2 separate regions of the Homo sapiens genome follow, and region 1 is linked to region 2. Evidence: read pairs that join two places in POLR2A ChIA-PET (ENCODE). Cell type or tissue: MCF 10A. All regions are shown on one strand. Links, peaks and the distances in the headings refer to the core of each region. The heading gives the core; the rest is flanking DNA.

What was found. ChIA-PET counts read pairs that join two places held together with the same protein. Peaks named below come from ENCODE experiments on the same cell type or tissue, not always from the same donor. Only the 100,000 strongest peaks of a DNase experiment are listed, where the experiment ranks them.
Region 1: POLR2A ChIA-PET joins it to region 2 with 8 read pairs; 3 of 35 experiments call an interaction of 5 or more read pairs at or near these places.

What each region holds. Positions count from the first base shown.
Region 1 is chr20:62,697,587-62,707,735 of GRCh38, reverse strand. No RefSeq gene overlaps it. Among named protein-coding and RNA genes, the nearest start is that of NTSR1, 6.2 kb to the left of the region's middle. In MCF 10A, for the core only: a CTCF peak has its summit at 4,143; DNase peaks (open chromatin) are centred at 3,055 and 4,065.
Region 2 is chr20:62,618,003-62,628,151 of GRCh38, reverse strand. No RefSeq gene overlaps it. Among named protein-coding and RNA genes, the nearest start is that of SLCO4A1, 19 kb to the left of the region's middle. RefSeq lists enhancers at 3,313-3,362, 3,623-3,982, 9,481-9,530 and a silencer at 3,493-3,582. In MCF 10A, for the core only: no CTCF peak of the experiment used is centred there; DNase peaks (open chromatin) are centred at 4,301 and 4,491.

The DNA of each region.
Region 1 (10,149 bases), core at 835-4,834, 81 kb before region 2:
CCAGGTGAGGGCAAGATTCCTGTCCTTTCCGTGTCCCCCCCAGCACCTGGTGGCACTGGCATAGGTGGCCAGGCACAAGCTTGCCCCCCCCTCCATGTCTGGGTTGCCCAGGGGCCCCCAGGGCACTACTGTCCCTTCTCTGGGCCCTCCCCGCCCCCTCCCCTGCTCCCTCCTCCCCAGAACCCCTGGGAGAGGTTGGGTAGAGCTGCTGCCCCATGTGTGCAGGGCTGGGAGGAGCTGCTCGAGTGCAGCCCAGGGAACCAGCCTGGCCTTTGTGCACATGGCTGGCTGCACCTGCTGTGCTGGGAGCAGGAAACCTGGGCAGGCTGGGGCGGGGGTCGCAGGGTGTTGAGGGAAGCGGGAGGCTGAGGAACCCCCTCCCGGGCCCGCCCAGCTAGGAGAATTCAAGGCTTCTGAGCCGGTGGCTGGCAGCGGGACTCTGTGATTATTCGTCCGTTCTCGCCCTGCTTTGGACTTCTCTGTTCAACCGGAGCCTGATACTCTTGTCAGGGGGCTGCAGCTCACAAACATCAGAGCTTAGAAATCTTGGCATCAAAGGAAACGCCAGTGATCCCTTTGCTGGAAGCCAGTAGATAGGATTGAATGTTGGCCCTGCTACTTCACATTTGGGCGAGTGTGCTTAGCGTCTCTGTGCCTCGATTGAGTCGTCTGTAAAATGGGAATAGCGGCTGAATGAAGGGCAGGGCTGTTACTGATGGGTCTCCACGGGGAATGAACGAGGTCGAATGGGCTGTCGGGTGTGAGGTGAGGTGTTCCATCCAACTAGAATAGGCTGGAGTAGGCCAGATTTGTCCTCTGGAAGACACGATTCACCAGTTAAGTACACAGGTTTTTTTATTTTTTTATTTTTTTTATTTGTTGAGATGGAGTCTCGCTCTGTCACCCAGGCTCGAGGGCAGTGGCGCGATCTTGGCTCACTGCAAGCTCCGCCTCCCAGGTTCTCGCCATTTTCCTGCCTCAGCCTCCCGAATAGCTGGGACTACAGGCGCTAATTTTTTTGTATTTTTAGTAGAGACAGGATTTCACCATGTTAGCCAGGATGGTCTCCATCTCCTGACTTCGTGATCCACCCGCCTTGGCCTCCCAAAGTGCTGGGATTGCTGGCGTGAGCCACTGCGCCCGGCCAAGTACAGAGGTTTGGGCGGGGACCTTAGCATCCACACCATGCCAGGGAGTACAGGTGCTGGACAGTGTGAGGTCCAGGCGCTCACCACTGTCTTGGTAACACTGGGGCCTGACCACGGGCTGGGCCATCAGGCGCCTCTGTCGAGACCCCCACAAAGAGGAAGTCCACAGCAATGGCCACTGGAGTCTGTCCCTCTGCCAGCCAAAGCAGGAGGATGCAGCGATTGTGCTCTCCCTCTGCCTAAGCTCATTGTTTGGTTTTTAAACCCCTGACCTTTTGGCTAAGCTGCCCTTATTTTCAAAGATTTATCTGTGAGTTGGCCTGGGAGCTTACAAAATCATAAAAGGCAACATAGTGCAAATATTGTGTTGGAGCATTTGCTTAAAACCACATAGGAAAATGTCACTTGGAAGGCCTTGTTCTACACAAGGCAGATGGCAGGCCTCCGGTGGGGACCCCTGGCAGCCACGCCGCTCGGCCGTTCTGAGCTCTTCTGTGCACTCACAAACCGGATGGCTCAGCGGCTGGAAGCTCTTAACTCCACGTTGTTTGCCCCTTTCTCTTCTGATTTCTGCAGACAGAAGCCCTTCCTAAACAGCTGAGACTCTTTAAAGAAAGTGCCGGTGAGGTGCTTGGGAAGGGACAGGCCAGGTCCGGTCATGCCCATTGGGGATGCAGCCACACCCTTGGCCAGCCGGATGCCTTCACTGACACGTGAAGTCGGGCACGCCTTGTGGGGGGCAGGGCTCCGGGGGCGAGTGTCTCCTGCAAGTTGGAGAGCCTTGGGGACCTGCTGCCCCGATCCCAACACTCCCAATGCTGCCTGTTGAGGAGCCGGCCGGTCCCATGGGCAGCGAGGACCGAGGTCCACGGGCACGGCTGTGATTCTAGGGTGCAGCAGGCGTGCTGAGCTGGGGCAGCCAGTGTGCTGGGGACAGCCTGGCTTTCTGTGATTTCCTGAGTGGTGTGAGCGAGGCATGTCCTTATTACCAAGCAAGGTAGTCATCTGTGCCTGGGGTGACAATCACGTCCAAAGAGTCACCACACAAGAGGTCCTTGGAAGCACGCTCCCAAGGGTGGGGGTCCCTGCTTGTTTCATTGGCTAGCTTACCCTGAGTCCCTCCAACACTGCCCGGCACGGGTGGGGGTCCCTGCTTGTTTCATTGGCTAGCTTACCCTGAGTCCCTCCAACGCTCAGTTGGCGCTCACTGGGTTTGTGTTGCACTAGTGGAGCAGATGCAATGGTGAACAGGATGAGGCCATGCCAGCAGGATGTGCGAAACCCGTCACTGGTTTGCAGCAGGCTTCAGGCTTCCAAATGTAGGAGAGCCACCATCTCTCCAGCCTCCAACCTTCTCTTCCCTCAGGCCCCCAACCGCTGTTGGGTGACTCTTGCTAGCAGGAAGGCTTCTTATTAAAATTGAAAAAATTAAGTTGACAATAACACCTGAATCAGTTATCTATTGCTGCATAACGAAATGCCCCCACACTCAGTGGCTTAAAACAACAGGCATTTATTATGTCAGTGGCAGAGTAGTTGGTTTCCTATGAGGACGAAGGCGGGTGGGGCAGAAACGTGGATGTGTTAGAGGCACAGAAGATACGTAATAAACATAATCGGTAGAGCCTGGCTATAGATTTTCCCACCCACAGCATGGAAATTGCACGTGTTCCAGGACGGACGGTGTTCGAAGGAGGATCTTTAAAAACAGAGCGGCACCTGCACATGTGTACGCACAGTGAGTGTTCGCAGGCGGGCAAGGAGGGCGGAGCCGCTTTCCAGCCTCACGCTGGCTGCGCTCCAGGCATCTCTGGGGCTGTTGGCAGATTCTGGGGGCTGTGCTACAGGCTGATCAAGCCTCAGTCATCGGCATCCTTGTCCTTCACATTCCCAGGCCGCCCCTTGGACCTTGGCCAGCTTTCTGGAAACATGAGCTGTGTTCTCAGGGAAGAACCAGAAGAGGAAGCAGGCGTGGCTGCCCACAAGTGCAGCGGCTGCTGCATGGGATAAGCCCCGGGAAGGCCAGGGATGCCGAGGGCAGGTCGGGGTGGCAGGCTGGAGAGGAGGTGATTTCGAATTCCAGCTTCACCAGGCCTGGACCCCCAGTTTCCTGTGTGTGAAAAGCATGACGTGGCCCCTAGGTCACCAGGCTGCTGTGAGCCTCCTGTGATGTGCACACACTTCATTCCACACAGAGGCCAGGGCTCACCCTGGTGGCTGCAGGGCAGCTGGAGAGGCTGGGTGGGAGAAGGATGGCCTGGAGGGGGGTCACACACTCTGCCTTTGCCTGAGTGGGACACACTCGGGGCGTTGCCGTGGCTGTCTTGTGCGCTAGGCTGAGGATGGAGAGTGATTGGCCACCAGAGTTATGTGAGGTCCCTGTCAGCGTTATAGACACTCGGCAATCCAGTTTTGGGCCTCAAGTGAGCTGGGATGGCTGTTCCACATGGTGTCTGCAGGTTGCCTAAGTAAGATGGCACTGGCAGGCTGGGAGGCTCAGGGTAGGACAAACAACTCACTCTGGTTTTCCTGGGACTTTCGAGGTTTTAAAACAGCAAGTCCGGAGACCTGGGAGCTGGAGCCCTCTCAGTCTCAAGCAGTTGGGGCTGAGGGTCACCCTGGTTGTGTGCTGTGGGAGTTTGCTCTTGCAGCTTCCCTCCCTTCCCAGGCTCTCTCCTGCTCCGTTGACCCTCCCAGCCCAGGTCTCCCCCACTGGGACCAGGTCTCACCACTCCCTCCAAATCCCAAATTATCCAGGGTTCCTTCTCCTTCCACGGCTAAGAAGCCAAGAATCTTCTAATTCAAACCTGACATGGCTCCGTGGAGAGCTGGCTGCTCTGTAATGGGCCTGGTTTTCAATCATGTATTTCCTCCGGGCTCTGATTCAGCCGGATGGTCTGACTCACGCAGTCGTCAAACATATATCAACAAGTGTATCTCTGCCATCTGCCTGGAGGCCAGAGCCTCCTGGTGAGCCCTTGACTCAAGGGCTCACACCTAGTGGGCAAAAGCAGCCAAGTTCCCTTAATTTTTGTGCCCCCCAAAGCCATCTGCCTTCCACCTGGCTCTGCGGGAATCTGGCGCAGGCTTGGTACCCAGTGGACAGGGAGATGTGTGTTGAGCGAATTGTGAGCACCTGGAGGGAACAGCTGGCAATTCACCTACTCAGCCTTCCCCCTCGTCTGGGTGCAGCACCCCCAAGTCTTCCTGTGAACCGCCTGCTGTCCACATGGTGTGTGTGCATGCATGTGTGTGTGCACATGTGTGTATACCTGCATGCGTGTTGGGCTCCCAGACCCAGGGTCTCAGAGGGTCCTCGTTGGCAGAAGCAGGCCTTCCCAGGCTCATCTCCTGTCCTTGCTCTGAGACCCCGCAAGAGGCTCTGTCTCCTCTCCCCAGGGCTGGCATGCACCTGGCAAAGAAGGCTGTGCCCAGCGGGGAGGGAGGAGGGCGTCCTCTGCCTGCCCCGCCATGCTTTGTGTTCTCTCTGCTTAGACGCACAGAGCGGTCTCCTGGCTGCAGCTCCGGGGAACGTCTCCTCCTGCTTGCAGTTGGTTTCTCAATGTGAATGAGACTCTGCTCCACCCGACCAGGCAGAGGGCTCGGGATCTGCAGTCCGACCCAGGGGCTTCAAATCTTGGCTCTGCCACCTCCAAAGTGAGCGACCTTAGGTGACCCTGAGCTTCAGTTTCCTCATCTGAAGTACGGGGATGTTAATTGTGCCTCACATTCATGGGTGTGGATGAGATGGGGCAGCCCACATGGTGGGCAGAGTAAGGACCCCAAGGATGTTCATGCCAGACTCCCCAGAACCTGTGAATTTGTTGGGGTGCCTGCCAAAGGGGATTAGGGGGCAGGCAATTAAGGCAGCTCATCAGCCATGAAATGGGGAGGCTGTGCTGGGCTGTCCTGGGCCCAGAGGAGTCACAAAGTTCCTTAAATGTGGAAGAGAGAGGCAGAAGGAGAACCAGAGTGATGGCAGCCTGAGAGGGTCTGGCACATTGGACACACAGGGAGCCGCAGTGCTGTCCTCACAGCAGGCCAGCTGTGAGCATCCCACACTGGCCGTGTCCAGAGAGCCTGGCTGAATGGTGAGTGAATGAAGGATGGCTGAAGTGGGCTGGGGAGGTGGGAAGAGGCTGCTGGGGCCCAGTCCCTGCCGTGCACCAGACCTCTCCCCTCCAAGACAGCACGAAGGGCCCAGGGTCCCCCAGGCTCCCTCTGCCCACCCTGGCACCAGACCTCTCCCCTCCAAGACAGCATGAAGGGCCCAGGGTCCCCCAGGCTCCCTCTGCCCACCCTGGCTGCACCCGTCCTGGCCTTCATCTCCAAGCAGAAGGCGCTCAGGACTAGAGCCCGGCTCCACACGGCTCGGAGACCACTCCCCTCCTGTCCAGCTCTGGTGTCTCAAGCTGTGCTTCGGGGAGTAAGGACAGACGGGGCCTCTTAGGACAGGCCAGCCCGGGATGAGGACAGAGCATGCAGAGGCCACAGTCCAGGTGGCTGCAGCTGCTCTGCACCTGGAGGTGGGTGTCCAGGAGACCGGGCCCGGAGAGCGGCTCTCCATGTGGAGCAGCGGGAGGCACAGTTAGGGAGAAACCTTGCCCACGAAGCTCCACGTCCCTCCCCAGCTTGCTGGACTGTGAACAGGGGCAAGGACTGGCGCCCTGCATCCCGGCTCCCTGCACCCTGGCATCCTGCACTGTAGTGCCCTGCACCCTGACGTCCCTGCCCTGCACCCCGACGTCCCTGCCCTGCACCCTGACGTCCCTGCTGGCGCCTTGCTGGCTCTTGGGACTCCTACCTGCCCAGCCCACTGGGTGCCTCCGTGCCAGGTGACAGGCAGGGCTGCTACAGCAAGCACGTTCACGAGGAGGGCACTGGATGTCTGGGGGAACTGGCAGAGGTGGGGCAGTTTGGGAAGACTTGTCCAAGGAGGACATGTTCACTGAGTCCTGGAATGTGGTGTGTGAGCAGGAAGGGTGGCAGGCAGGAGGGGGTTGGGCCAGTGTGTGGCCAGAGGCCAGAAGACAGCGGGGTTAGGGACGCGGCTCCCTCCTGGACCTCTGTGCCTGTGACATGGAGTTTTATTCCTGGAGCTGGTGGAAGATGCTGCTCATTCAACCTGCGTCCCGGGTCAGGGCTGGTGGCTCTGGGACCCTGCCTGAGACAGCAGGCATGGGGTGGTGGGGGGAGAGGAAGGAGGGGCACTCGTTGCCACAGCTCTGACTTGACTCCTCGCAGAAGCACAGGCCTGACTCCTGTCCACCCAGCAATCTCGCCGTGCGCCTTTCCAGGCCTGCTGAGGAGAACTGTGTGGAAGGGTGAAGCAGAGAAGGCCTGGAGTCACCTTGGATCGTGAAACCCATCAGCAACTTTAAAGAAATCAGCCAAGAGACACACAAAGAAAGCTGATGTTTTGGAGGAAACAGGGAATGAGGTAGATCATCTTCTGAGGAAAGAAGATCCATTTCCAAGACATGTTTCAATGCAGCCCAGTTTCCTAGAAATTATTCCTGGGAAGGGCTTGCTATGACACGCACCTCAGGCCGATGGACACAGAGCGTGTCCCTTAGAATTTCCTGTGATGTTCCCACCGATTTCTCTGGACCAGAAGGTTTGAAACTGATGAATAGCAGCCCCCAGCCCCCTAAGCCCATTCCCTTTTCTTCTCATTGCCCTCCCTGGCCCCACCTATACCCTCCTCTCTGCCTCCTTCTGCTGGAAGGAGGGTTCCTAATTGCTGGGCCCCCAGCAGAAAGCCATTTTCTTTTTGCAATTTGCTTTTGGGAAAAGACAACATACAGGCAACACACGCAATGCAGAGGGCCAAGCCAGCCCATCTGTTCCATCTGCAAAAAAGAAGTAGCATTTTGTCTGCTCTCACCCAGAAGCTGCGGGCTTATGGCTCTTATGAATGCACCAATTTGTGATGAACTTTCCAGGCGTGCTTGTGAGCATACCAGGCGATGTAAAGCTAAAAGGGTTGCATTTGGCTAATATTAGTCTCCCATTTATTGTCACGAGAGAAGGGACGGGTGGCTCTTGCATTCTCTTGAAGGCTCAGCAGCCCGGCCCCCGAGCCTGGAGGGGATGAGGAGACGCGTGAGGCAGGGTTGGAGTTGGAGCAGGAAGCTGAGGGTCTTGTCATGCCCGCCCTTCCTTCCACGTGGCTCCACCAGGCTGCCCTCTGGGAAAGGTAGGACTGGGCGCCGTGGCGCGGGCATCTCTTCCCTGTCTTCTAGGCTTCTTTCCTCCTTGGGCTAAGGATGGAGTTTGCATAAACATGATTTCTGCGTCTCCAGAGATCCAAAGCGTATGCCTTTATCTGCAGTCAGGAGTCCTCCCTGCTTAGAAATATTGAAATAGGAAAAATGTCTTCCATTTTGTAGTTGCTTCCTGGGAGTTCCAGAAGCAAAACCTTGAAACCGTTCCTCCTTTGTCATTCTTGCCTTGGAGCTGCAAAGGCCCGTTTGAGACGCTTTCTTTAACAACGTGAGGCCATGCCAAGGGGCAAGGAACTCCGGGGGCAAGAGGGGCTGAGGGCAGGTGCCCGGCTCACCGAGGGTGGCCCACTCCCTCCATGATCCTCAGAGAGAGCAGAGGGTCCACAGAGGTGCCAGCATGGGCCTGGCCAGCCTGGGGACCCCAAGCCCAGTCCACACAGCAAGTCTGGGCTCCCGTGAGCCACGGACACAGCCAGGGCCGGTCCACAGCCGCCTGTGGATCCTCCCTCCCTTTCACCCCAAGTCTCAGCTAAGGGCTCCATCTCCCACTTCCCCTGCAGCTAGACATGCCACAGAGTAAGTTCTGGCCGGGGGTGTGGAGAGAGGGCACCCTTGCCGGTCAGGCCGCATCTCCCTGGCTTCCTGGCTTCCCTCTGGCTGGGAGGTGAGGGTGGCGAGAGACGCAAGCTCCCGGGGAGACATCCCAGCAGCAAGAGAGAGGGAGCCTGTCCCGGTCCACTCGGGAGCCTGTCCCGGTCCACTCGGGAGCCTTTCCCGGTCCACTTGGGAGCCTGTCTCCAGTCCACTCGGGAGCCTGTCCCGGTCCACTCGGGAGCCTGTCTCAGTCCACTTGGGAGCCTGTCCCGGTCCACTCGGGGTGCTGACACACAACACCAGAGGCTGGGCGGAGCTCCTGAACAACAGAAATCCCTTCTCACAGCCTGGGAGTTGCAAGGCCAAGATCAAGGGAAGGTTCAGGGTCTGTGGAGGGCCTGCTTCCTGGCTCACGGAGGGCGCTTTCTTGCCGCGTCCTCCTGCGGTGGGAGGGGTGAGGGAGCTCCTTGGGGACTCTTGTGTAAGGGCACTAATCCCATTCATGAGGGCCCCACCTTCACCACCAAATCCCCTCCCAAAGGCCCCACCTCTCACATCTTTGCCTGGGGGGGCTGCGATTCCAGTGCAGGACCTTGGAGGAGCCACAGGCTGCATTTGATTACAGAGCCCTCTCTGGATCTGGACCCCAAGCCTTCCCGGGACTCCTGCCCTCCTGGGACCCCCACCCTCCTGGGCCCATTCCTGGAGTCAAATGGAGCCTGCAGGTTCCTGAGGACACCATTTGAGGCCCTGGCCAGCCCCTGCTGCCCCCTGGACTTCCTGAGGACACCATGTGAGGCCCTGGACAGCACCTGCTGTCCCCTGGACTTCCTGAGGACACCATTTGAGGCCCTGGCCAGCCCTGCTGCCCCCTGGGCTTCCTGAGGACACCATTTGAGGCCCTGGCCAGCCCTGCTGTCCCCTGGACTTCCTGAGGACACCATTTGAGGCCCTGGCCAGCCCCTGCTGCCCCCTGGACTTTCAGTCCCATGGAACCTTTATTCTCTTGAGCTGTTTGACTTGGGTTTTTGCCATGTGCCCCGATGTCCTGGGATAGTCATCTGTGAATTTAGGGGACACCTCCATCATTTATTCACCTCCTAGGGGATGAGGATACCTGGAGGGCAGGCCCTGATACCCTGCTCTCCTGTCAGGGGAAACTGAGTCCAGTGGGCAGAAGACCAGGGCACGGGCATCCGATCCAGGGCCCGACAGAGCAGAGCAGCCAAGCCCAGGAGAGAGGTCAGCCTCTCGGGCAGGCCTCTGAAGGACAGAGTGTGGGGTCTCCCCTCGGGGCCCCTCCGTGGCTGCTCCCCCTCCCCATATAAAGTCACCAGGCGCCTCTCCTCAGGCTGCGGGACCAGGAAGGAGCCCTTCGCTGTACCCAGTGTTGTACCCAGCGCCTTGCCGGTTGGACCCCGTGCTCCCCGAAGGCTGGGCCCAGCTCTCCCTCTCCACTCAATCACCCCCCAACCCCCGCACTTCTAAGTCTTCAGAACCTGCTCTTTCAACCCCCACCAGCTTAGCCTGGTCTCAGAGGACTTCTCTGGGAGAAGAAGCCCAGACCACGGGCCGGGATGCTTAACTGTTGCTCATTTTCTTTTCAGATAATGAATTATGTTGAGCTTGACGTGGATAATTGAATGTAAAACTTTTCTAAAAATAGCATACACAGGTGCTGGGCCCCGAGCACCTCCTCCCACTGTGCTTTCTAGATAGGGAATGAGAGATTGCTCCTCCTTGTTCTAGACACCAGTCCCTGTCCCCAGCTCCCTGATTTTTTCGGGTGTTCTTATTCTCTCTCACCCCCCGACTCCATCGGCAGGTGCTGAGACCACATGAGCTTTTATCCTCTCAGGTGTGTTCTGTGCTGCCTGTAAGACATGTCCCCACCACTGGCCAGGCATTCATCCCGCAGCAGCCCAGCCCCTTTGCCGGGTGAGGAAAGAAGCTATTGGAATAAAGAGCCCATTGTGGTAGGACCAGGGACCAAAAGCCTCCACACCCGGCACTGCAGGCAGCAGGCTTTGCCAGTCACTAGAAGACTATTATCTGTACAGTCCCCAAACATGGTTTATGACTATTTGGCTCATTAAATAGCCTGAATCCCTAGGGGAACAAATCAGACGAGTTCTATTTTTCCTTCAATCACTGCCTTACCCCCTGCAGCTCTGGTGTCC
Region 2 (10,149 bases), core at 2,373-6,372:
AAAGGACGAGTTCAGCCTCCTCCTGCTTTCTCTCTCCTGCCTTCTCTTCTGACTTCCCCCATGGGGGGATGCAGCAAGAGGGCCCTTGCCAGACGCCAACCCTCAATCTTAGATTTTCCAGCCTCCAGAAGTGTGAGTCAATGCACTTCTGTTCTTTATAAATTATCCAGTCTGTGGTATTCTGTTATAGCAGCACAAAACAAATGTGGACAATTCCCTTTGAACAGGCCTCATTCCCAGTGATAGAGGCACTGTCTGGGGGTGTTCCTGCCTCCTGGGTCTTGGCTTGCCACTTCTAGGGGGTGAGCTTGGAGTATCAAAGCCTGTTTACACTGAGCCAAGACCCTCTCTTGCTTTGTAGGCAAACTACGATGATGATAGTGATGATGCTGGCAATGATGGTGATGGTATTGGTGGTGGTGATGGTTGTGATGATGATGGCTACCATGAGAATGGTGGTAGTGGTGGTGATGGTGATGATTGTGTTGAGGATGATGGTGGTAATGATGGTGGTGATGGTTGTAATGAGGGTGGTGGTGGTGGTATTGATGGTGGTGGTGATGGTTGAGATGATGGTGGTGGTGATGATGGTTGTGTTGAGGATGATGATGGGATTGGTGATGATGGTGATGGTTGAGATGATGGTGGTGGTGATGATGGTTGTGTTGAGGATGATGATGGGATTGGTGATGATGGTGATGGTTGAGATGATGGTGGTGGTGATGATGGTTGTGATGAGGGTGATGATGATGGGGTTGGTGATGGTGGTGATGGTTGAGATGATGATGGTTGTGGTGGTGGTGATGGTTGTCATGAGGATGGTGGTGGTGGTGATGATCATGGTGATGGTAATAGTTGAAATGATGAGGTTGGTGGTGGTAATGATGATGGTGGTAGTGATGGTGATAAGAGTTATGGTGATGATGACAATGACAATGATGTATGAAGGTCTTCCTCATGCCAGCCCTCCTCCCAACACATGGTAAAGAGCTCGAACTTTATCTAAAGAGCAACAGAGAACCGCAGAAATTTTAACTGCGTATGACATAATTTGATGTGTGTTCTTAGGAGATCTTGTGGCATGGAGAGGGACTGATGGAGACAGGAGACCAGGTAAGAGGTGATGGGCAGGAGGGGTGGCAAGGAGGCCACAGACTTGAGAAAAGTTTTGGAGCTAGGGCTCAGGACTCACTCTTAGGCCAGAGGTGGCAGACGAGGGAAAGAGGCCATTCTCGAGGTGAGGAGGACAGGTGGGGCAGGGAGAGCCAACTGGGGAAAAGCCGAAAAATTTCTGAGTTAGACAGGAAAACTCTGAGACACCTGCTGGGTGCCAGACGTGATAGTGGATCAGCAGCTGGACATGGAACTCTGGGTTTTGGGGGCAATTAGGCTTAGAGGTGAGAAATCCAGGGTCATCTGTGGAGGTGAGGTGGCATTTACCTAGACCAAGGCTGGTGCCCTCTGGGTGAGGCTGCTGGTGAAAGTGACCGTGGGCTGGAAGAGCAGGAGGGGGAGGGGGTGTTGGCACATTGCTTGTACCCTGGGGCTGCCAGCAGTGCCCAGGGAGCTTGAGGAGAGGCTATGACCTCTCCCTGGTGCCCCTCTGCCTGGGAGGTCAGTCCAGAGGCCAACACATGCTCAACGTCAGGAGGAAGCCCCTGGGTCCTGCCAACCCCACAGGCAGCCTGGGAGGCTGCACCCCGGGTGGTCCAGTGGATGAGGCAAGAGTGTGGGGGCGCCTCCTGCCCTGGGTTGGGACTGCGGTGGGGAAGGCCAGCTCGGTCTGGGAGCAGGCACAGCAGGCGGGAGCAGTGGCACCGCAGGGCAGGACTGTTCAGGAAGACGCCTGCCGGGTCACACCTCGAGGGCACCCGTCCCTGCCCTTCCTCTGGTTTCCCCCCTCAGAGCCTCAGCTTCCTAGCTCTGAAGGCAGCGGGACTGAACTGTGACCCAGAACCCCAGTAAGTAAGACACATATGAGCAGAACCACTGTGGTACACAACCCTGCCGGCCCCTTCCCCAGGCCCACAGACCCGCCCCAGGCACTGCAGGGCCAGTCTGGAATCCCTAAGGACCTGCACACCCAGTGTGAGGCCTTGGCGGGTCCTGAGGTGTCTGGAGCTGGAGGGAAGGTGCTGCGAAGGGAAAGGCACCCAGAGGGGGCTCCGGGGACAGAATGGGCTGCCTTGCAATTCACAGTGCCACCCACTCCATTGTCCGTCGGCTTGTCGCTCTGAACCAAGCAGCCCCTATGGGACCCTAGTGCGGCTCCACTGTGCCCTTGCTCATGCCTCGTTCCAGCTGAGATGCCCACGAGGGGCCGCCGCGCCTGCGGGACATGGGGTCCGGCCAAGTCAATGCTCCACCTGCCTCCAGAGGGTGAGACTTCCTGGGGATCCCGAGGCTGCTCCCATTTCATGGAGCCATGTTTTTCTTGTCTCTTCCGACGTCCCACATCACAACCCGTGTCCAGGCCCAGATGCCCCCGGCAGTGTGCGCACGTGCCCTGCTGAGGCTGGGGGCCGCTCCTCTCTCCGCGGCTTGGCATGGCTCTCCCGGGCTGACCACACCCTGGGCAGGGCCGGGCCCAGTGGTCGCCTGGCATGGCAGCTCACTCAGCCTGCAGCATGGTGCCCTGGCACAGCAGCTCAGCCTACAGCACGGTGCCCGCCACCCTCCATGGCCCCCTTGGCTGTGTCTTGTCTTGGTTCACGCAGCATTATCTTACAAGCTAAGGAATGAAAGGGTTGGAATTTCGCGGGGCTTGGTGGTGTGATGTGACTGTGATGATGAAGGAACATGCTCCTTGGCCACACGGAGGACACGGGAGAGCCACCTCTGGCCTGCGCCCACCCGCCCATCCTCGTGCAATGGCCCTGCTTGACTCAGCATTCGGAGGCCCGGGCCGCGTCGCTGCAGCCTCGTGCCAGTTCTTCCTCCACATCCCAGAGCATCACTGTGAACGGAAAAACCGAGCTCATCCCTGGGCCTTGGATTCACGTGTTTTTTTGCCGTCATTTGTGGGGAGGGAAAGCAAAGGCTGAGGTCTCTGTGTGCCTGAACCCGGAGCCCGTGCCTGGGCACACGCTCACCTGCCTGGTCCGGTCACTGCAGGCTCCGTCCAGGCCGACTCAGGTGACTCTCGGGAGCACAGGCTGCTGTTGTTCCCAGGACCCTGGCACTCCTTACAAAGACTTACTGAGTGGACAGCCTTGTTCCTCCCTCGAGTGGGGCGGACGTGCCCTTCCTCTCTGAGTAGACTAGGGGTTTGCTCTGTCCTTTTAAGCACCGAGTTCCGGCACAGTCTGCTCTTTCGGTAAAACTGGCAGAAGTGTGGTTGGATGGTCGTTTCCCTTTTTTGATGATGACATCTTTGGATAATAAAGAGCTTCTCCTAAAAATATCCAAATACAGAAGTACCTGGAAGCTGCTTAGGAGACAGGCTGGGCTCCTGGTCCTTCTGGGCCTCATCCTGGCTCTGAGGTGTGTCCATCAACACAGACAGATCAGGCCCCACAGCAGCCAGGGCCCTGGTCCCGCGTCCCTGCACGGGCCCCCGCGGGCACCACCTGGAGGCTGCAGGTGTCGCTGCCAGGGCCAGGGTGCACTGCACACTGGGTCCCAGGGGTCTCCACTAGAGGTGACACGCGGCCCTTCCAGCCACTTTCCATGGGCCCAAGCAGCCATGCGTGCCCCCCTACCCCTGGGGGAAGTCAAATCCTGCCCCTTGCTCTCAAGGAAGGGCAGGAATATAGGATCAATGTGGGAGGCTTTTGTCTTGGTTTGGGTCTGGTTTCATTTCAGGGGAAGCCACACTCCCTCTCATCTCCACAGTGGCTGGAGTCCTGCGACCTCAGGGCCGAGAGGAGACCCGGGCGGGATCATCACAGCTTCCCAGGTGCTCCTGCCAAGGTCAGCGGGGAGCGGGTGGCCTCCTGCAGCCCCTGCCCCTCTGGCGGGGATCCTGAGTCCTTGGCCTGTTGTGCTGCCTGCCCTGGAACGTTCTGTCCCTTGCAGATGCTGGTGGGGCGTGGCCAGACACACCCCTGATCTGCAGGTGGGAGGGGCCCCGACCACTGCTCCCCACAGCCCCGCCCCTGAGGCTGAGTGAAGTCATGCTCTGGGCGGTTGTGACTTCTGGTCCGGTAGAAACATTTCTGGTTGAGCTATCAGTGGCTGAAGGTCCTTCCTGCCCTGGAGAGGAAAATTTCAACCCTGGAAAATTACCAGGGCAGGCGGCCAGGGAAGTTTCTGCCCTGGGGCGGTGGTTTGAGAGTGAAGTTTCCTGGGCTGGTCTCAGCCTGCAGGGGAAGCACTGGCTCCCAGGAACTTTGACAAGCCCAACTCCCCTGGTTCTCTGGAGGCCAGGAAAGCTGTCCAAGGCTTTCCCGACGTGGGCAGGAACCAGTCATTGTCACAGGGAAGCATGGCCTTTGGGACAGGTGCAGGCTGTTAGCTGTGTGTTCAGAAGGCACGTAGACTCCTTCCAGCAAGCGTAGCCTCACCCACCTGACTCACGCCTTCATGGCGCCAGCTCCCCTCCCCCAGCCCCTTTAGGGAAACTTTTCAGAGCACCCGGAAGCCAGGCAAATACCAAGGGAGGGTTAAATACCCATTAAATCATTAAAGCAGAAAACACATCTCCTCCTTCGTCCCACCCCTCCTCTTCACGCACACCCCCTCTCTGTGGGTGGAGGGCACCTGACCCCCTCCGGGTCTCTCTGCCGCTGCTGGGACTCCCAGGCCTGTGCCACACGTGCCAGCACACACCTCAGGCTCCACGGGCCCTGGGAAGGCTCTGAAGTGCTCCAGAGGAGACACAATTAGGAAGCCATGCCCAGCTCCGCTCTGAGTGAACCACAGAAAACTTCACTGATGGAACCAAAACCACCCGGGCAGCCCTTTGGCTGTGGAGGACGGTGTGAACGTCCGCGGCCTCGGAGGCTGTGGAGGGAGGACGGTGTGTACGTCCGTGGCCTCGGAGGTCCCAGCTCAACCAGGTCAGGCTGCTCTTCCCGCCTGTTGGGACTGATGGGCCTGCCATAGGCCCTGGAGCCAAGGCCACCTCCGAGGCTGGGGAGCGTCACACGGCAGGCACTGTTGAGGCCGCCTCCCCTGGTGACCGAGTGGCGTCCCCGGGAGGTGACCGCCCAGGAGGCAGCACCAGCCTGCCTGGCACTTACATGGCCCCAACCCAACCAGTTGGGCCGTCGCAAGGGCCAGCACCCAGGCAGCACTGGGCCTCGGCTTGTTCACCTGTAAAGCGGGGGACACCAGGACTGTGAGGAGCAGGGGGACGACTCTATAGAGAGCCCAGAGCAGCGTGAGCCGTGGGCCAGGGCTGCCTCCGGGCCGGACTCCCACGGTGGCTTCTAAGTTAGAAACATGCAGGAGACCACGTCGTTTCCTGCTGGGAACCTCCCGAGGCTCCTGGGGCCTCAGAGTGAGACCTGCACTCCTTTTCTCGAAGGCCGGGTGAGTTTCGGGGGCTGCAGTAACAGCCCCAGCGAAGGGCCGACACAGCTCACAGGTCACCTTACAGTTCTGGAGGCAGAGGACTGAACTGGGGCACCAGGAGCCAGCAGGAATGAGCTCCTTCCGGAGGCTTTAAGGCAAAATCCATGTCCCTGTCTTTCCCACCTGCATTTCCTTGGCTCAAGCCCTTGCTTGCAGCCCTCAGACCTCTACGCCCCTCCTCTGCCTCGGACCTCTACGCCCCTCCTCTGCCTCGGACCTCTACGCCCCTCCTCTGCCTCGGACCTCTACTCCCCTCCTCTGCCTCGGACCTCTACTCCCCTCCTCTGCCTCCGACCCTCCTGCCTCCTTCCTAGATGGCCCTGGTGATTATACTGGGCTCACCCGGATAATTCAGGCTCCTCTCCCATTCTAAGGTTCTGAACTCCTTTGCCAAGTAAGGTGACAGTCACAGACTTGGGGGATTAGGACATGGTTGTCACGGGGGCTGCCATCCAACCTGCCTGGAGGGCATTCCTGCTCGGAGGACCTCCTCCCGTGCGTGGTCTCCCCTGATGCTGGCTTTTGCCCCCATGGTCTCTGCTTCCCAAAGCTTTCCCTCCGCCTCAGCCCCAGCTGTCCTCCCCACTCTCAGGGTCCTGGCCCCAGGTCCTTTCCCCAGAGGCCAGCCTGGCTGCCGGGACTGCTCCCATGAGCTCCTTGTCAATGCAGTGTCTGTTGGCCTGCAATCCACCCTTTCCCCATAGACTGAAGTGGCACCCAGGCAGGACAGCCCCCCTCATCCCCGAGGAGTGCCAGGGTTGGGGCACGTGTGCCAAGGAGCCCAGACCTGCCCAGAGCCAGACCGGCTCCTCTTCCTGCCCCTGGGTCACGGCTGCCCTGAGTTCTCCAGGCTGGGGTGAGCTCCGCGTCTCAGCCGTGCTCGGGAGCAGGGCACTCAAAGCTTTTGTCACAGTTTTCTGTCTGTGGATTCATTCTTTCATCTGGTTTCTTGGGCTTTGACTTCATCCTAGCACTGGGACGCGGTGCAGCCAGACAGGGTCCTTCCCGACGCCACAGATACCACGGGTGAGACAGCCACGGAGGCACAGCCACACAGGCGTGGTCGCAAGCCAGCATGGTGTGTGTTTGGGAGCATTTGGCTGTCACAGGCTCTGACCTCGGCAGGGCCAGGGGCTTCCTGGGAACATGACTCTGAGCCGGGATCTGAGGATTAGCAGGTCCTGCCCAGTCGAGGGAGGGCGGGGCATGGTGAGCGGCCGAGCAAGGGCCCCGTGGCAGGAAGGAGCTGGACACACACAGAAAAATGCCAGGGGGTAGTAGGAGGGCATCGGGGTGGGGAGGCGGACCGTGTGGGTGATGCCAGGCTGGCCGGCGGGGATCGGGGTGCGCAGGACCTGCCAGGCTGCGACCCCAGGGCAGCGGAGGCACGGGAGGGGTGGAGGGGGAGGCACGGGAGGGGTGGAGGGGGAGGCACGGGAGGGGTGGAGGGGGAGGCACGGGAGGGGTGGGGGAGGCACGGGAGGGGTGGAGGGGGAGGCACGGGAGGGGTGGGGGGAGGCATGGGAGGAGTGGAGGGGGAGGCACGGGAGGGGTGGGGGAGGCACGGGAGGGTAGGGGAGGCACAGGAGGGGTGAGGGAGGCACCGGAGGGGTGGGGGCACAGGGTCTGCCTCTTGCACTTGAGTGCTCTTCCCCCCACCCCCAGGCCTGGACGTGGGCGGTGACGGCTTTTGCATGGGTCCTCCGGGCAGCAGGCAGGGCTTGCACAGGGGTATGGGGCTTGGGAGGGGCATGGTGCTGCCATCTGTCCAGAAGAGGGGTCTAGGGCGAGCAGAGCCCCCCGCCCCCCGAGTGCTAACAGCCTCCTGGGGAGGAGACTCTGTGCCCACAAGGGCCTGGACGCCTGGGCTCAGTCAAGTCCGCCCCTCATGGTGGGGCTTCCCAGGCTCTTGTGCCCTCGGTGTGCAGTGCCCACCTGATCCTTCGCTCGCCCAACCTCAGAGCCCCTGCTTCTCCCACAGACACTGATAACACTCATCTCGTGGCTGTCAACCCAGAAGGGATGCCTGCAGGTGGGGGCCAGCAATGAGGCCTTCGAAACCCCAATGCCATGACTCTGTGGGGGATTTGGCACAGAGGGTTTTATTGTATTGTCTTAAAAATTTAAAACCAATACCCATTTCCATTATTAAAAACTTTCAAGTTTGTTTGAAACAATTTGGGTGACAATATACTTTTTTACTCTACATTTTATTAAATCTAAATACAATCAAGGATTTCTGATAAAAATTTAGTGTCTGATTGAGATGGTCTATAAGTGTAAAACAAACACTAGATTTTAAAGACTTAGTAGAAAAAAGGGAGAGTAAAATCACTCTTTAATAATTCTTTAGGCCAGGCATGGTGGGTCATGCCTGTGATTCCAGCACTCTGGGAGGCCAAGGCAGGTGGATCACCTGAGGTCAGGAGTTCGAAACCAGCCTGGCCAACATGGCGAAACCCCATCTCTACTAAAAATACAAAAATTAGCTGGGCATGGGGTGGCACACGCCTGCAATCCCAGCTACTCGGGAGGCTGAGGCAGGAGAATCACTTGAACCCGGGAGGCAGAGGTTGCAGTGAGCCGAGATTGCGCCACTGTGCCCCAGCGTGGGTGACAGAGCGAGACTCCATCCCTCAAAATAATAATTCTTTGTATTGATTATCCAAGTGATAATATTATGGCTCTATTGGATTTAAATAAAAATAGTATTGGCTGGGTGCCGTGGCTCATGCCTGTAATCCCAGCACTTTGGGAGGCCGAGGCGGGCGGATCACCTGAGGTTGGGAATTCGAGACCAGCCTGACCAGCATGGAGAAACCCTGTCTCTACTAAAAATACAAAATTAGCTGGGCGTGGTGGCGCATACCTGTAATCCCAGCTACTTGGGAGGCTGAGGCAGGAGAATAGCTTGAACCTGGGAGCTAAAGTTTGCAGTGAACCGAGATTGTGCCATTACACTGCAGCTGGGGCAACAAGAGCGAAACTCCGTATCAAAAAATAAATAAATAAATAAAAAAGTATTAAAATTAATCTCATTTGTTTATTTTCCCTTTTGTCAGTATGGCTGCCAGCACAGGTAAACTTACATGCGTGGCTTTGCTACATTTTTACTGGACTCTGCTCTTCTAGATGCTCAGAACTCTTCGAAGCCTGCAGGTTTGAACACACCACCTAGCAGAAGCTCGGAAAGGGCGGCTTGCAGCCACACAGCTCCGCAGCTCCATTATCTGGTGCCCAGCAGGGGAGGGGGTGTGGCGTGTGAGTGGGCATGAGCGTGCACAGGTTTGTCGGCGTGTGTGTCTCTGTTTGGGGGGACTGTGTGTGGGTGTCCATGTCACTCTTCTGAGGCAGGGACAGTCTGGGCCGTGGTTCCTAGGATGGGACCAGAGGCCTCTCATCTCGCGCCGAAGAAACCCTGCAGATGAACAATCTGGTCTGGCATTTCAGAGACAGAGTGGCCCATCCCCCGACTGGCCCAGCATTTTGGGGATAGAGTGGGCTGTCTCCACTGACCCCCCGCTTTGTGGAAGGAAGCTCTGCTCACCAGCCAGGGGGCAAGAGGAGACGCTGCTCCCCGTGCAGAACCGGGGGCTGCTTTAGGTTCTTGGGTAGTGGGGCCCAGCCTGGAAGCTTCCTCTTTCTCTGGCCCCACAGTCAGCCCACACAGGATGGAGCCTTCAGGGAGGTCCCTGGTGGTCCTCCAGCCCTGGTGAGTCAGGAGCGTTGGGCGGGAAGGTCGGTCTGTGTGGCTGACCTGACACCTCCACCTGGGTGCATTTACCCGGGGGAGAGAATTCCTCCCCTCAGAGCCCCGGGGAGGGGCTGGGCTCTGGGGTTGCTGGCTGCTCCTGGCCTTAGCTGCCCGTGTCAAATGCCACATCCTGGGACCTCGTGATCTCAAAATTACTCAGACCTGGGACCCCCTTGTACAGGAAACGGCAGGTCATGTGGGGTCACCGGGGTTTCACAGTGAACTGTCATGGGGAACCAGAGTGGAAATATTTGCAAAGCCATCATTCTTTTCTTAGACAAAATCTCCCATCTTCTGCATGGGTGGGGCAGTTTTCCAAGGCATGACCTACGGATGTGGAGGGGGTTGGGGTTGTGACCTTTGGCTGGGGGCAGGTGGGGGTCAGGTGTGAGGCCAGACCTAGGCCTGGCCTCGAGTCTCTGCCCTATGCCATCTGTAAAATGGGCCCACGGATCCCTCCAGCCTCCTGGTCTCTGGGGGAGAAACAGACGAACCCTGTGGGGCTCTCAGGGCTGGCCGTGCAGGAGACAGGTCCTAGTGGGGCACAAACAGGAAGCCTGCCTGGGGTAGTGTCGGCTGAGGAGCCGCCACCCCTTCCTCCTCGTGTCTCACAGTGGGCCTGGCAGGCCGATTCGGGGCCTTCCCGGAGCTGCAGAGCCCTGGCATTGCTGAGTCACATCCGAGAACAGGAGGGTGGAGAACTCCCAGGCGGGGACAAGTGTCCTCAGGGTCTGCTGTCCCGCTGTGTGCCCGGAATGGCCTGACCCACCCACCTCCGGCTTCTCTCCCGGTTGTCACGTGAGACTGTGAGACCCCAAGGAGGCGCCAATGGCTTTTATTTCATCAAAATCTCGTGGATTTCAAGAAAGCAGAAGACC